2 separate regions of the Homo sapiens genome follow, and region 2 is linked to region 1. A link is a contact called in ENCODE Hi-C data. All regions are on one chromosome and are shown on one strand. The core of a region is the stretch at or near the end of the contact, and the rest is flanking DNA. Distances in the headings are between cores, read along the strand shown. Region 1 holds the start of AEN (apoptosis enhancing nuclease). Region 2 holds the start of PRC1 (protein regulator of cytokinesis 1).

Region 1 (7,959 bases), core at 3,222-5,721:
GTAAGTACATCTAAGGTATGTCAGGCTAAGCTATAGACGTTTGGTAGGTTAGATGTATTAAGTGCATTTTCAACTTGTGAATTATAGTGGGTTTATCCGGACATGGCCTCATTGTTAAGTCACAGAGCATCTGTTAATATGGACATCTTAAAAAGACGTCATTAAATGAACGCAATGGAGTCTAAATATCATAATGATTTGATACAAATATTATTCATTTTCATTTATTTATTTTTTGTAGAGGTGGGGTCTCACTATGTTGCCCAGGCTGGAGGGTAACACAATCATAGTGCACTGTGGTCTCAAACTCCTGCCCTTCTCAAGTGATCCTCCCACCTCAGCCTCCAAAGTAGCTGGGACTACAGGCATGTGCCACCTTGCCTAGCTTCTTTATTTATTTATTGAGACAGAGTCTTGCACTGTTGCCCAGGCTGGAGGGCAGTGGTGCAATCTTGGCTCGCTGCAACCTCTATCTCCGGGGTGCAGGAGATTCTCATGCCTCAGCCTCCTGAGTAGCTGGGATTATAGGTGCCCACGACCATACCTAGGTAATTTTTGTGTTTTAGTAGAGACAGGATTTCACCATGTTGGCCAGGCTGGTCTCAAACTTGAGACCTCAGGTGATTCACCCGCCTTGGCCTCCCAAAGTGTTGGAATTACAGGCGTGAGCCACAGCGCCCGGCCTTCATTTTTAAAGTACATGAAAAAACTATTTATGACAATGTTGAGTTTTACCTAAGCACTGTGCTCCTAGAGAACAGCAATGATTAACCCCTTACCCCCTAACCCCACCTCAACCCCGTCTCTCGGGTTCTGGAAATGGCTCACTGCAATGACTGAGATAAAACTCATGGATTCCCCTCTATGGCGATTCCCCACTATACCCTGTTACTAGACCGGATACAGATAGCCCCAATTCCCATTTGCCTCATAAGTGACTAGCTGAAATGCTTGGCCCATTGATCAGCTGGAAAAAAATGCTCATTAATGAAACTTTGGTTAAGCTTTTGTCCTTCCCCAAGGCCTCTGAATTTTGGCCCACCCTCAGCCTAAACCAGCATGAAATCCCTCTGTAACAGCCCCCTTGAGAACAGGCTGGCCTCAGGATAAAGCAATCTCTGATCTACTGCCCCACCCTGTCACTCTCGTTCATCCCACTTACCTACACCAGGTTCTTTCTAGACTGGTTTACTCCTTCCTATAAAAGAAAATCCCTTTTTGCCTACCCCTTGAGAGTTTGTAGATTTATGGCCTGAGTGTTCTCCCTGTTTACAGAGTCTTACCACCCTCACCCCACCCCAAAATCATCCTTTTAAATAAAATCTCTCTTTATCAAATCTGGGTCTGTTTTTTTATTTGACATAATATGCAACATTCTTTTTTTCTTCTTCAGCTTCTGCTACGGAGTTTTATCCAAGCATAATATATTTTCATGCTTGGTAATATTTTATGAAGCACCCTATTGTACATTTCTGTCACACAATTATGCAGATAAATTTGAACTTGTTAACTCTAAAAAATTTTCTGTGACCATGAGGTTCTAAGGGTTAATTTTTTTTCCTTCTAGATTGAAATGTTGTTGTAATTATTAGTAGTACATATGATTAAAATACATGCATAGCATTTCATTATATGAGAGAATCTTTAAACATACAAGTTAATTAATCTTCATTAAAATGTCATGGAAAATATATCTTTGAAGGAGATGGATTGAGCCAGTTATTTTTCCATAAATTTGTGAGTCCAGAGATGAGTATCACTTTTTGTAAGAATGAGACAGAGGTGAGTCTGTTGTTTTGATTTTATAGTTGTAAGCCTGATAAACATTGTTTACATTAAAACCATAGAGAAATGGGAAGGGTTTTAGTCTGGCAATTCTCCCACTTCTTTTAAATTCCTGATAATTATCTATACTCATGTATTTATTTATTTATTCATTTATTTGTTTACTGGAGACAGGGTCTGTCTGGCTCTGTCACCCAGGCTGGAGTGCAGTGGCTCAATCATAGCTCACTGTAACCTCTAACTCCTGGACTCAAGGGATCCTCCCACTTCAGCCTCCCCAGTAGTTGGGACTGTAGGCACACACCTCCACATTTATTTATTTTTGTGAAGACAGGATCTTGCTATGTTGCCCATGCTGGTCTCAAACTCCTGGCCTCAAGCAGTCCTCCAGCCTTGGTCTCAAGAAAATGTTTTTAATGACCTAACAACATGATTAGATCCTCCTTGGATCTTGGTGAAAGCAAAGAATGAGAAACCACCTGACTTGTAGAAGGATTTCTTGCCCCGTCCTCAACAATAATTAATACATTATTTAGAATTGCCCTATTGTTTCTCCTGGAGACTTTTATTTCCCAAGGTAATGCAGCAGAGCAAGATTTAGAACAGGTGCAGTGTGAATTGCCTTTGAAAAGTGGGAGACAGCTGGTTACACATGAGGAGAGGGAAGCTGAACCCCAAAGACCCCAGGCATATTCTGAGGCCCAGCACCATGGAAGCAGAGGATCTGGATATTGACTCTCTTAAAACTCTCCTTGGTTGGGTGTGGTGGCTCACGCCTGTAATCCCAGCACTTTGAGAGGCCAAGGTGGGTGGATCACGAGGTCGGGAGTTCGAGACCAGCCTGACCAACATGGTGAAACCCCATCTCTACTAAAAATACAAAAATTAGCTGGGCATGGTGGCACGTGCCTGTAATCCCAGCTGTTCCTGAGGCTGAGGCAGGAAAATTACTTGAACCCGGGAGGCACATGTTGCAGTGAGCCGAGATTGTGCCACTGCATTCCAGCCTGGGTGACAGAGTGAGACTCCATCTCAAAAACAAAAACAAACAAAACAAAAAAAACTCTCCTTGCCCCAGATTTACCTCCCACAGTCCCCATGCCTGAAGACCGCTGTCCTATAACCCCTTCCCCTCTGCTCTCTGATCAACGCTGCCTCCTAAGTAGCATTTGAATCTGTCATTTCAAATGCTACTTAGGTGGGGAGCTCTTTATCCTCCACACCACTCTGGACATCATGATCTTCCAAATTTCCACAAACACTCCCCCACTCCTTTCTCCAGTCCTCATCCATTCCTCTCTATGCTGCAGCCAGAACAAGTTTTTTCAAATGCAGATTCACTGGTAAACTATCTATGGCTTAAATCCCTCTGCCTCCCCAAAGCCTTCAGGGGCCTGGGTAAAAGGATTGATCTCTCTTGTGACCTCATCCCTTGTCCTGCTTCCCTCAAATTTGTACTCCCATCAGAAAGAGCTCCTAGCTTATTTCTCATCACAGGTACGTTTCCAAATCACTTCTGCTTGCAAAATGTGAACTAAGAGAAGTCAGACTGCTTAGGTAAGGATCTTTGGATTCTAGGTGTTTCTCCTTAATTTAAGTGTCAATTTCCTTAACTGTAAAACTGAAATAATAGTAAGGTCATTGTACAAATTAACTGAGTATTTTGCCTGGCACATCATTCGTGCTCACATAATACGTGTGAACTGTTTATTATTGTTCTTGTTATTACTCATGTTACACTGAATTTTCTTTCTTTCTTTCTTTCTTTTTTTTTGAGACGGAGTTTTGCTCTTGGTGCCCAGGCTGGATGGAGTGCAATGGCGCGATCTCGGCTCACTGCAACCTCCGCCTTCTGGGCTCAAGCGATTCTCCTGCCTCAGCCTCCCGAGTAGCTGGGATTACAGGCTCCCGTCAACGCCCGGCTAATTTTTGTATTTTTGGAGAGATGGGGTTTCATGTTGGTCAGGCTGGTCTCAAACTCCTGACTTCAGGTGATCACCTGCCTCGGCCTCCCAAAGTGCTGGGATTACAGTCGTGAGCCACCGCGCCCCGGCCTCATGTTGCACTGAATTTTCTGTTAACCTTGCTGTTTCCCTGCTGTTAGATAAACAACTCAGGATGCTTATGTGTTTATTGTGTGCATCCCACTGCCAAGCCCACGTAGGAACTTAATACTTAGGAGTCAAGTGTTGCAAAAGAATAAATGAAAAAGCAGCGCTGACGGAGGAAACCTGACTTTCAAAGTCTCTCTTTAGTGCCTACTGTGTATATTATTTCCTTGAATCCCAGAACACCCGAGGAGGTAAGGGCCGATGTTCCCAATCTGCAGATGTGGGTGTACTCAGTAAGTCATTCGGCCTTTGGTGGTACCAGGCTTACAGGAGCCCACATCCCGACCCAGGTAGAGGAGTGGATTGGAGCCGGGGAACACTGATGGGACCGGGCAGGGACGACAGGAGGTCAGTCTCCCTTCCCTTCTCTTTAAAATTTCCCGCCAGTATGGCCGGCTCGCAGCACGAGTTACGCCCTCTTCAGGAGTCCCTCCCCTTCTGCTCTCGCCCGCCTCCCCGCTGCCAGGCAGGCTCGACCAATCAGAAGAGGTCTTGGGCGGGCGCTGCCGTCCAGCGAGCCAATAGGCGGGCAGTCGGAGCCGGGCTTGCCCGGGCATGTGGGAGCTGCCGGCTTTCCGGACGCCACGTGCAGACCGGAAGAGACACGCGGGGCTTCAGGTGAGATCCAGGACCCTGCACCGGGGCGGCGGGGTCGGGCGGGCTGAGGCCGCGTGTCCCGGGTCGCAGGTCCCCGCGCGTTGTTTCCGCCCCGGCCTGCGGCGGGGACGCCTGAACTGGGCTGACCCTGCCCTACCGGCCCGCAGAAAAGCAGGCCGGGCGCCGCCTGTCTCCAGCCCTCGCTCTGCTCGGGGGTCCAGGGCCAGAGGGGGCGGCGCTGGTCGTTGGGACTCGGCCCAGCTGCCGCGGCCAGCAAGTGACCAACGCCCGAGTCCTTCCCGGTGAGATCAGGCCTCCCACGCGTCACGCCTGGGAGAACGCCAGCCGGCGGGGAGGTCGTGCCAGGATAGCAGACTTTAGTTGTTGTCGTTGTTCCGTGGACTTTTTAGCAGCACAGGGGACCTTATCGAGCCAGGTTTTTTCAGGTTTGGGCGATTATCAGAATTGTGGCTTGAGGGTAGGGGTCGTCCGCGCTCTTTTTAAAAATCTAGATTCTCAGGCCCCTTTCCCCAAAATAGCAATTAGGACGGTGTGGGAGTGGGCCTGAAAATCAGCCTTTCATCAGATGTCATATGGTAATTAACTACATTTGGGAAGCCCTTATCTAATTCACAGCCCTCGGTTGATGGTGAAGAGACGTGACTTGCCCCAGATCATCTAGCTACTTAGTGCCAGAGGAGGGTCTAGAACTGCCCTCTGCCCTCTTGATCAGCCAGCAGGTTGGTGGCTCTCATGCCACCGAGGATTCTGACTTCTTGGTTCCTTTGGGGCCTTTGCTCCATTGACTCTGCAGCTGGGACCCTTTCTTTAGGCCAGACCCCCTCCCTGCCTGAAGGCCGGGTGTCTGACCCCCAGAGCGCTGGGTCCAGGCTAGAGAAAGGCTTGTGTTTGTCCTTGTTGAAAGGGTTGTTTTATCTGAGCGGAACTTCTCTCCAGCTTCACTGAGCTACATTTGGGTCCCCAAAGAGGTGTGTCCTTGATGACTGTTGGTTTTGACGTGTCAGCATGTAGCAGGAGGAGCCGCGGACAAAACCCCACAGAGGTAGTGAAGGAATTGGCTTTTAATCAGCTGGAAGCATCGGCAGACTAGCATCTCAAAATCCGAGCTTGTTGAGTGCACAGTTTCTGTCCCTTTTAAGGACTCACAACACTAAAGATTTTACAAGAAAGGGCCATGATTGATTGAGCAATCTAGGGGGTATGTGACAGGGACTGCATGCACCGGTAGTCAGAGTGAAACAGAACAGAACAGAACAAGAGATTTCACAGTGTCCTTCTATACAATGTCTGAAATCTATGGATAACATCGGTTGCTAGGTCATGGGTTTAATTTTAACTATCAGGCTAAGGTCAGGCAGGCCCAGGCCTGGTTTTGGGTCTGGTTTTGGGTCTGGTGCGTGGCGCCGGGCTGCCTGCCTTTGGTTTTGCTTCCTTGTTTCTTCTTAAAACAGGTACTGAGTATAAAATAATACAGAACAATATGAGGGGGAGGTCTCTTTCTCTCTTCTCTTAAGCAAGGTCAGGGTGTTTGGAAAAGGACTACTTTCCTCTCTTGAAATAGGAGGCTACAGAGACCTTTTCTCAGATAACTTAATTTCTGGCTTCTTTAAAACCTTGCCAGTAGGATCAGGAAAGCCACCCACCCTACTCCTAGCCTCAGCCCCTCACAGAGAAAGGAGGGGACTATCCGCCAGCCCCCTTTCCCAAATTAGTTATTAGCAGGGTGGGCATTGGGCTTCTTAGGCTTTTTTCTCCCATTGCTGGGCTGAGGCAGATTAAGGTTCTGAATTTGTCAGTTCTAAGATGTGACTGTCAATATGAGGAAGTTGGTTACAGTTAAGACCTTTTTAAAAGAGAGACCTTTTCTCCTGGAAAGGATGGGATGAGCAAGCAGGGTGGATGAGTCAGGATGGGTCAGGTCTGGATGAGTCAAGTCAGGATGCGGTGCCCTGCCCTAGAGTGTGGGGATTCTTTATGCAAATGCTGGCATCATCAAACCTGGCATTTCACCTCACCTCCCATCCCCTTCCCATTTCTCTTAATCTCTGCTGCTACTGCTCAGGTTTTCATCTTCTCCAGACCTCTTTCTACACCCTTCTGAAGAGGACCTGCCACATGCTAGCTTCTAGGCTGGCTGTTGGGGAAGGTACAATCAAGGCTCTAACCTGCCTTCTTACAGCTCTGAGGTAGACTGTGTGTACCAATGGACTTTGAAGGGTGTAATAATTCTCAAATTGTGCTATAAGAGCTCAGCACAGAGGGATGAATTTCTTTGCTCCCCAGCTAGACTTAGTGTCCTGAGTCAGGGCTACTGTGGGATATTTCAGTGACCTCCATAGGTGCCTCTGGGGCTCCCCCACTCACTTGGCCAGTAGAGACCAATTCAGGGGACACCAGATTGCGGTAGGGGTGGCTTGTGGAAGGGCCACCAGAGTAGGAAACAGAAGATGAAATGGTGCAAAGGAGAGAGGAGCGAGGAGCAGTGCCTCCAGCATGACCCGCCTTATGCTCTACACCCCAGTGACTTGAGGCTGCTGGTGGGCCCTCTTCCTCCACCCTGGGTTAGTCCTTTTTAAGGCCTTTGCCCCTAACATGGCCACTGATTCTTCTCCCTTCTACCTGGAAGGTTACTGTTGTACATGCACACAGATGTAGCCTCTTCCAGGAAGCCTCCAGAGAATTGTCCTCCAGCCTGTTTTGCCTCCCTAGCACCTCTGCTTCAGCCCTTAACACACTTTATGCTTGGTTTCTGTCTCCACCATGAAACTAAACTTCTTGGAGTCCAGGATCCACCTGTGCAGCCGCCCAGCATCTGGCACAGTGGAGACCCGAGAGAGCCTCAGTATGGCATTGGCCTGTGCAACCCAGTGGGACAGAGTTTCTTCCAGAAGGGCTTCTGGGTGGTGGCGGAACAGTAGCTGAGTCTGAAAGAGCAGGAGGGCTGTGAGTGGGAAGGGAGGCTGTGGCTTGGGAAAGGGCAGTGAGTCCAGGCGGAGGCTGCTCTGGCCTGAGAAGAGCTGGCTGCCAACCACGGGCTAGAGTCTAACCTCTCTGGGAGAAGGAGCAGTGGTTATTGAGCCCCTACTGTTCAGAATACAGGAAGACCCCAGCATACATTGTGTCGTTTCCTCTTCACACAGTAGAGGGGGTGGTAGGATCATTTTACATGCCTGAAAACTGAAACTTAGCAGTTTAGGTCATTTACAAAGAGCTGAGTTAGGCCGAATATGGTGGCCCACGCCTGTAATCCCAGCACTTTCGGAGGCCAAGGCAGGTGGATCACCTGAGGTCAGGAGTTTGAGACCAGCCTGTCCAACATGGCAAAACGCCACCTCTATTAAAAATACAAAAATTAGCCAGGCGTGGTGGTGCATGCCTGTAATCCAGCTACACAGGAGGCTGAGGCAGGAGAATCGCTTGAAGCCGGGAGGCGGAGGTTGCAGTG
Region 2 (7,959 bases), core at 4,027-6,526, 2.4 Mb after region 1:
TTGTTTTTTGAGACAGGGCCTCACTGTCACCTGGGCTGGAGTGCAGTGGTGTGATCATAGCTCAACGCAGCCTCAACGCCCTGGGCTCAAGCAATTCTCCTACCTTAGTCTCCCAAGTAGCTGGGACCATAGACGTGCCATCGTGCTTGGCTAATTTTTTTTTTTTTTTTTTTTTTTAAGGTTTGCCATGTTGCTCAGGCTGGTCTTGAACTCCTGGGCCCAAGCAATCCTCCCACCTCGGCCTCCCAAAGTGTTGGGATAACAGACATGAGCCACTGCACCCGGCCCCTCAGTTTAACAGAGTTCATACAACTCAGCAATTTTATTACTGGGTATTTGCCCAAAAGAAATGAAAACACATTTATACAAAAACTACACAACTGTTTATAGCAGCATTACTTATAATAGCCAAAAAGTGAAAAAAAAAATACAAATGGCCATCAACTTATGAATGGGTAAATAAAATGTAGTATATAGGCATACAATGGAATATTATTTGGCAATAAACCTTGAAAACATTATGTTAAGTCAAAGAAGCAAGTCACAAAAGACCAGAGCTACGGTTCCGTTTTTATGAAATATCCAGAATAGGTAAAAAGTAGATTTGGGGTTTGTATGGTTTTTTGAGACAGGGTCTCCCTCTTTCACCTAGGCTGGAGTGCAGTAACATGATCATGGCTCACTGCAGCCCCAACTTCCTAGGCTCAGGTGATCCTCCCACCTGAGCCTCCGGAGTAGCTGGGACTACAGATGTGAGCCACCACACCCAGCTAACTTAAACAATAAAATTTTTTTTTAGGCCGGGTGCGGTGGATCACTCCTGTAATCCCAGCACTTTGGGTGCCAAGACCGGCGGATCACGAGGTCAGGAGTTTGAGACCAGCCTGGCCAATATGGTGAAACCCCGTCTCTACTAAAAATACAAAAATTAGCTGGGTGTGGTGGTGGGCACCTGTAATCTCAGCTACTCGGGAGGCTGAGGCAGGAGAATTGCTTGAATCCGGGAGGTGGAGGTTGCAGTGACCTGAGATCACGTCACTGCACTCCAGCCTGGGTGACAGAGTGAGACTCCATCTCAAAAAATAAAATAAAATAAAATAAAAAATAAAATAAATAAATAAATAAATAAATAATTTTTTTTTTTTTTTTAAGAGGTAGAGTCTCTCTATGTTGCCCAAGCTGTTCTTGAACTCCTGGGCTCAAGTAGTCCTCCCACCTTGGGCTCCCAAAGTGCTGGAATTATAGGTGTGCGCCACCTTGCCTAGCCGAAAAGTAGATTTGTAGTTGCGGCTGGGGAGAATTTGGACCATGGGGTGAAAGGGGATTGACTGCTAATGGGATTTTAAAGGGGTGATAAAAATGTTCTAAAATTGATTGCAGTGATGATTGCACAACTCTGAATATTCTAAAAATCACTGAATTATAATATACAATTTAAGTACATTGTATGGTATGTGGATTATACCTCAAAGCTGTTATTAAAAACATCTTGGCACATAATCTAAAACATTTTTGGTTTCTTTTTTTTTTCTTTTTTTGAGACAGAGTCTCAGTCTGGCACCCAGGCCGGAGTGCAATGGTGTGATCTCAGCTCACTGCAACCTCTGCCTTCTGGGATCAAGCGATTCTCCTGCCTCAGCCTCCTGAGTAGCTGGGACTACAGGCACACGGCACCACGCCCGGCTAATTTTTGTATTTTTAGTAGAGACGGGGTTTCACCATGTTGGTCAGGCTGGTCTCAAACTCCTGACCTCGTGATCCGACCGCCTCGGCCTCCCAAAGTGCTGGGATTACAGGCGTGAGCCACTGTGCCCGGCCCATAATCTGAAATGTTTTTGATTTGTGACTTAATTGAAAAACTTACAGATTTTTACTATGGCCGGGCGCGGTGGCTCGTGTGCAATCCCAGCACTTTGGGAGGCCAAGGCGGGCGGATCACCTGAGATCAGGAGCTCGAGACCAGCCTGGCCAACATGGTGAAACCCCATCTCTACTAGAAATACAAAAATTAGCTGGGCGTGGTAGTGGGTGCCTGTAATCCCAGATACTCAGGAGGCTGAGGCAGGAGAATCACTTGAACCCGGTGAACCCAGGAGGCGGAGGTTGCAGTGAGCTGAGATCATGCCATTGCACTCCAGCCTGGGCAACAGAGCAAGACTGTCTCCAAAAAAAAAAAGAAATAAAAATTTTACTAATATATAACGTATTTTATTTGGCCTGTTGGAAATGGGTGTTTGGAATTACCAAACACCCATTATTATTATTCTAGTTAGAGACACTTCCTGTAAGAGGATCATTTTCAAATTAAAAACTAACATTTCTCACTCTTCCTAACATTCAAATTGTACTGAACTTAATTTTTTTTTTAAACTTAAATCTTGTATCATCCTTGACACTTCTTTCTTATATGCCCGCCATTAGCATTATCTACACAAGACAGGCAGAATCTCACTCCTCCTGACCTCTGCTGCTACCACTACCACCCCCACCCTGGTCCAGGTCACCACCACCAACTTCTTGCTGTATGGCAGGGGCCTCTTAACTGGTCTCCCGGCTTCGAAGCTGGCCTCCTTAAGTCCATTGTCAACACAGGAGCCCCAAGTCCTAATCTTCTACTCAGAACCCTCCAACGACTTGCCATCTCACTCTAAGGAAAAGCCTCTGACTTTCCAAAGACCTATGGAGCCCCATTCCATCTGAAAGCCATTTCTTTTGACCTCAGTGCTCATTCTATTCCTGTCACAGCGACCTCCTTGCTCTTTCTGGAACATACCAGGCGCTATCTCCCCTTAGGGCACTTGGATTTGCTGATTCCTCTACCTAGATCTCTTTTCCCCCATGCTGCATGGCTTCACCCTTTTCCTTCTTAGGTCTTTGCTCAGAGATCACCTTCTCAGGGAGGCCTTTCCTGACCCATCTCTTTAAAACCACAACCCCCCTTCCTACACCTTCAGTACTTCTTAACCTCTTGATTTCTCTACATAGCACTTACCACCATTTAAGACTAACTTATTTATTACACTCCTCTTTTGCTATTAGAATATAAACTCTGTGAGGGCAGGGATGTCACTTTTGCTCACTGCTATATCCCCAACACTTGCAATGGTTCCTTGTATATAACAAACATTCAAGAAGTATTTTTCTTTTCTTTTTTAGTATAAATTATTATTTTTTAAATAGAGACAGGGTCTTGCTATGTTGCCCAGGCTGGTCTTGAACTCCTGGGCTCAAGTCATCCTCCCACCTTGGCCTCCCAAAGTGCTGGGATTACAGGTGTGAGCCACTGTGCCAGGCCCAAGAAGTCTTTTTGAATGAATAACGTGACATTTCAAAAAAGTTGTATGATCTTAAGATGCTTCAGAGCAATCATTATGAACAATTATCATGATACACTTAAATACTCCCTGGCTAAATTGTTTCAGATAATCCCCTAAAAGCAGCAAGTCTGAGTTTTTTTTTTAGATTCACTGAAAAAAATCAAGAGTGCATACAAAGACTACCACTCAAGGACAAAAAGGTTGTAAAATGAGTCAGTTTTTCCAGTCTTGAACATAAATCACTGGACTGGAAGGTATCTCACAGTGGTCCTTAAATTATTTTCTACCTTCAGGCAGCCTTCACTGATCCACTGCCCTATTTTTTCTTAGCATTCCAGAGAAGGAGCTTTGTTGATCTCCAGTTCAACCTGTTTCGGGGATCGATAACCATAATTAATTCTGGCCAGAGTTTCGTTTGAGCCTCAGAGGTCAAAGCTGCAGTGAGCAATCTCGCCACTACACTCCAGCCTGGGCGACAGAGTGAGACCCCGTCTCAAAAAAAAAAAAAAAAAAAAAAAAAAAAAAGTTAATTATATCCATTAGCCTGGAACCAACATTAAAGGGTAAGTTTTCTCCTGCTTCATTCAATCCCTTGATAGAGGAGATGCCTACATAATTCATAAACTGTTAATGGACTTTTTTTTTTTTTTTTGAGACGTAGTCTCACTCTGTCGCCTAGGCTGGAGTGCAGTGTCGAGATGTCGGCTCATGCAACCTCTGCCTCCTAGGCTGAAGCGATTCTCCTGCCTCAGCCTCCTGAAAAGCTGGGGGTACAGGCGCGCCACCAGGGCCAGATAATTTTTGTATTTTTAGTTAAGACAAGGTTTTACCATGTTGGCACTCAATTCTCATTATTCTGAGGGCAAGCATTTTAAAAAGACTGATCAGAATTAGTGATCATGAAATGAAGAATCTTACAAAGCCTTAGAACAATCAGTTCCACCAAAAACTACACATTATTTAACGCTGTATCATCAGAAAACTGCATCCACAACTTTTAGAAAATAAAGTTAATATTTGGAAGTCACAAGGTTGGTAAGTGGCAGTGTCACCGTCTGGTCCCGATTTCAAGTCGGACAGTCCCTCCCCAACACCGCCTAGGAAGTTATTAAAACGACCGGAAAAGAATTCCATAATCCGTTTCTTAACTTGCAAAGAAACAAAGCTATCTTTCCAATTCAAACAAAACGTTAACACCGCTGGCCAGATATAAAGAAAAACAACGGGCCGGGCACGGTGGCTCACGCCTGTAATCCCAACACTTTGGGAGGCCGAGGTGGCAGGATTACTTGAAGCCAGGAGTTCGAGACCAGCCTGGCCAACATAGACCGCGTTTCCACAAAAATAAAAAAAAAGAATAAAACAAAGAAAAACAACGATAAATAAACTTAACAGCTTTAAAGAAAAGCCACGACCACAGAAGGTTTACAACGAGTCATCTGCGCCAAGCAGCGGCACCTGAGACGCTGCGGGCGGGGAGGGTGGGGTCCGAGCGCCAGCGCTGACCGCCTGGGTGGAGGCCGCCCCGGGCCCCGGGCCTCGACTACCCTGCCGCGTCCGGGCACCGGCGCTCGGCTCCCACCCGGGCGTCTGAGCCTGCGGGCACCTGCGGCCGCCGGCGGACAGCGCGTCAGGTCTCACCGCCGCGGCCCTCGCACTGGCTCGCCGCCTCCAGACCCTGCCCCTCAGCGCCCCCGGCCTCCCTCGGCGCCGACTGCCGTGACGATCTAGGCCCGGGACCCCGCACGGGTCCCGCACCCCTGAACAGGCCCCGCAGCCGAAACGAGCGTCGCTCCCTCCCGCGTCCCCTCGATTTCCCCGCAACCCGCACCTTCTCCTCATGGCGGACGCTCCAAGCAGCCGTGAGTCCAGGTCCAGACCTACTCCACACGGCCCCGAGAGCAACAACCACCCGCAAACACCGGCGATGTCACTCCGCGTAGCCGCTCCGCGAGCCGTTGAGCCCCGCAAAATTTCAAACCGCGCCACGGGGCGAAGCCTCGTCGCGATTGGCGTCGCGTCCCGTCGCTCCAAGAAAATCCCCGCCCCTCGGGCTGAAGTCGCGGGTGCGCAATCGGGGTGGGGACTCGCGAGCAGGGCCTGGGAAGCGCCGGAGTGGCGGCGGGGGATGACGTCACTGTCTGTGAGTGGCCGGGCGTGGCCTGCGCCTCCCGCTTCCCTGGCTTGGCGGCAGCCTCAAGGGACTCCTCTCCCAAGCCAGCTACCTCATCGGAGCGCCGCCCCGCCTCGCCCCGCGCAGTTTGGATTCGAAGTGCGCGGGCGGGGAGGGAGTTGAGAGCACCGCGGCTACCTGGCTTCCCTGAGTCCCGGCTGCCGGGAACGGGCGCGGGGGTGAATAGGTAAGTTAGCGCCTAGTTTCCCTCGCTCATCCAAGAAGCGAAGCTTGGAATCGATCTTTGGTGGGACTCTTCCCCAGATGTAAGAAGCCATACACTAAAGGGGAAGGGAAGGAACATTGAGTCCTGCTCATGGGCCTGGAACGTTTCAACGCCAGTTATCCCATTTAACCTCCACAATCGCCATTGCAGAGGAAACGCAAAAAGATTTGAATGATTTGCCTAAGTCACGTTATCAAATTAGATGAGTTTCTAAATCGTTACATGAAAAATTTAAAACTCAAAATAGACATTACTTTTGTAGCCTCCTTTCCTCGATGAACATGTTACATCCCTAAATGCTTATATATCACCGTTTTTTCCCAGTGATTCATGGTGGCATGGTGGCATGAATCCTGGTGTGTAGATATCTCGCCCATTCTGCTATTGATATTTAGATGATAATTTAAAAGATAAGGCTGGGCTGAATATCTTCATACATAAATCTTTGTGTATGTATGTATTTATAAATGCATCCTGCATTTTCGTACGGCTGATTCCTAGAGGTGTAATTACTGAATGCTCCCTTTATTAATTTGCCTTCTGCACAAAGCCTCACCGGAAAAGTACCCTCCTTTTGTTACCCTCAGCAGGGCTGAATTCTATTGTACTTCTAAACATCTTTGCTCATTTTGTAGGTAAAATAATAATACTGGCATTTCCTTGTTTGGCACTTGATTATAATTGAAATTGCACATTTTTCGTGTTTATTGGCCAACTGTAACTTAAGTGAATCCTCTTCATATGCCTTTTCCCTAAAGGTAAAGGATGCTTGTTTGCTTCACCTTCAGAACCATATTTTTCTTATTTTCAGAAAAACTTCATTAGTGCTTTCAATGTTCTTTTTACTTTTTTTAATTGAGACGGAGTCTCGCTCTGTCACCCAGGCTGTAGTGCAGTGGCCCAATCTCAGCTCACTGCAACCTCCGCTACCTGGGTTCAAGCAATTCTTGTGCCTCAGCTTCCCGAGTAGCTGGGACTACAGGCACGCACCACCATGCCTGGATACTTTTTTTTTTTGTATTTTTAATAGAGACGGGGTTTTGCCATGTTGGCCAGGCTGGTCTTGAACTCCTGACCTCAGGTGATCCGCCTGCCTCGGCCTCCCAAAGTGTTGGGATTACAGGCGTGAGCCAACGCGCCCGGCTTCCATGTTCTTTTTAACTTGTCAGCAGCATGCCAAACATTCACAGCACCAACACAGTGGGCGACAGGCACCACTTTTTCAATTTCCTTGCACTCTGTGATTAACATTGACACCACTAATAGAGTAGATGGTAGCACTACTTTTAAAATTTACTTGCATTCTTTGTTGATTAAATTAACAGGAGAGCTTTTCAGAAAGCTTCACAAATTTGTGATCTTCATACTTGTTCTTAGCACCAGCATTATGAAGTATCCAAAGAAAAGGCAATTTTTTCTCTCTTGTCCTTTACACTGAGGTGCTGAGGCTAACAAAGTCATAGAACTGATGCAAAGATATCCATTCAGAGCATAAACGCAGCATGTAAAACACTGTGTAATACGCGTTTATAATATATGACCTTAGCCTGGGCACTGTGGCAAAACCCTGTCTCTATAAAAAATACAAAAATTAGCCAGGTGTGGTGGTATGAGCCTGTAGTTCCAGCTACTTGGGAGGCTGAGGTGGGAGGATCACTTGAGCCCAGGAGGTCAAGGCTGCAGTGAGGCATGGTCACGCCACTGCACTCCAGCCTAGACGACAAAGCAAGACCCTTTCTCAAAAAAAAAAAAAAAAAAAAAAAAAAATCCTATTACAGGGTCATATATTTCTACTGGATGGAAGTGCAATGTTTTGCCACTGTTTAATCTTTTTCTGATGCCACCTATTCTTTCTGTGAATTAACAGCCCTGTTGGCAGTGTCTTTGGTCTTGCACACTAGCTTGACATAACACTCAAAATTCTAGCTAGATGCTTGAGGAATGCCTTTTCCTTGGAATATATTCTTATACAGAATTATCATTATTCTTATTTATTTATTTATTTTTTGAGACAGAGTCTTGCTCTGTTGCCCAGGCTGGAGTCCAGTGGCATGATCTCGGTTCACTGCAGCCTCTGCCTCCTGGGTTCAAGCGATTCTCCCACCTCAGCCTCATGAGTAGCTGGGACTACAGGTGCGCGCCTCCACAGCTGGCTAATTTTTATATTTTAGTAGAGACAGAGTTTCACCATGCTGGCCAAGCTGGTCTCAAACTCCTGACCTCAAGTGATTTGCCTGCCTCGG

The links. A loop is a pair of places that touch in the nucleus more often than their neighbours do. Pooled maps may share reads with other maps.
Region 2: a loop to region 1 is called in a pooled map, with 15 times the contacts of the local background. The contact joins the promoter of PRC1 here to the promoter of AEN in region 1. A Hi-C loop is called at or near these places in 3 of 37 single-sample maps with no recorded cell type and 6 of 50 pooled maps.

Annotation. Positions count from the first base shown.
Region 1 is chr15:88,616,869-88,624,827 of GRCh38, forward strand. AEN (apoptosis enhancing nuclease) reads left to right here and starts at 4,472. Exons shown (of 4, transcript NM_022767.4): 1 at 4,472-4,514. RefSeq lists enhancers at 3,680-4,353, 4,354-5,027, 4,357-4,516, 6,003-7,202 and a silencer at 4,537-4,726.
Region 2 is chr15:90,989,259-90,997,217 of GRCh38, forward strand. PRC1 (protein regulator of cytokinesis 1) reads right to left here and starts at 5,277. Exons shown (of 15, transcript NM_003981.4): 1 at 5,149-5,277. The coding sequence starts at 5,159. LOC124903556 (a long non-coding RNA gene) reads left to right here and starts at 5,521. Exons shown (of 2, transcript XR_007064759.1): 1 at 5,521-5,677. RefSeq lists enhancers at 4,583-5,450, 5,451-6,317 and a silencer at 4,814-5,033.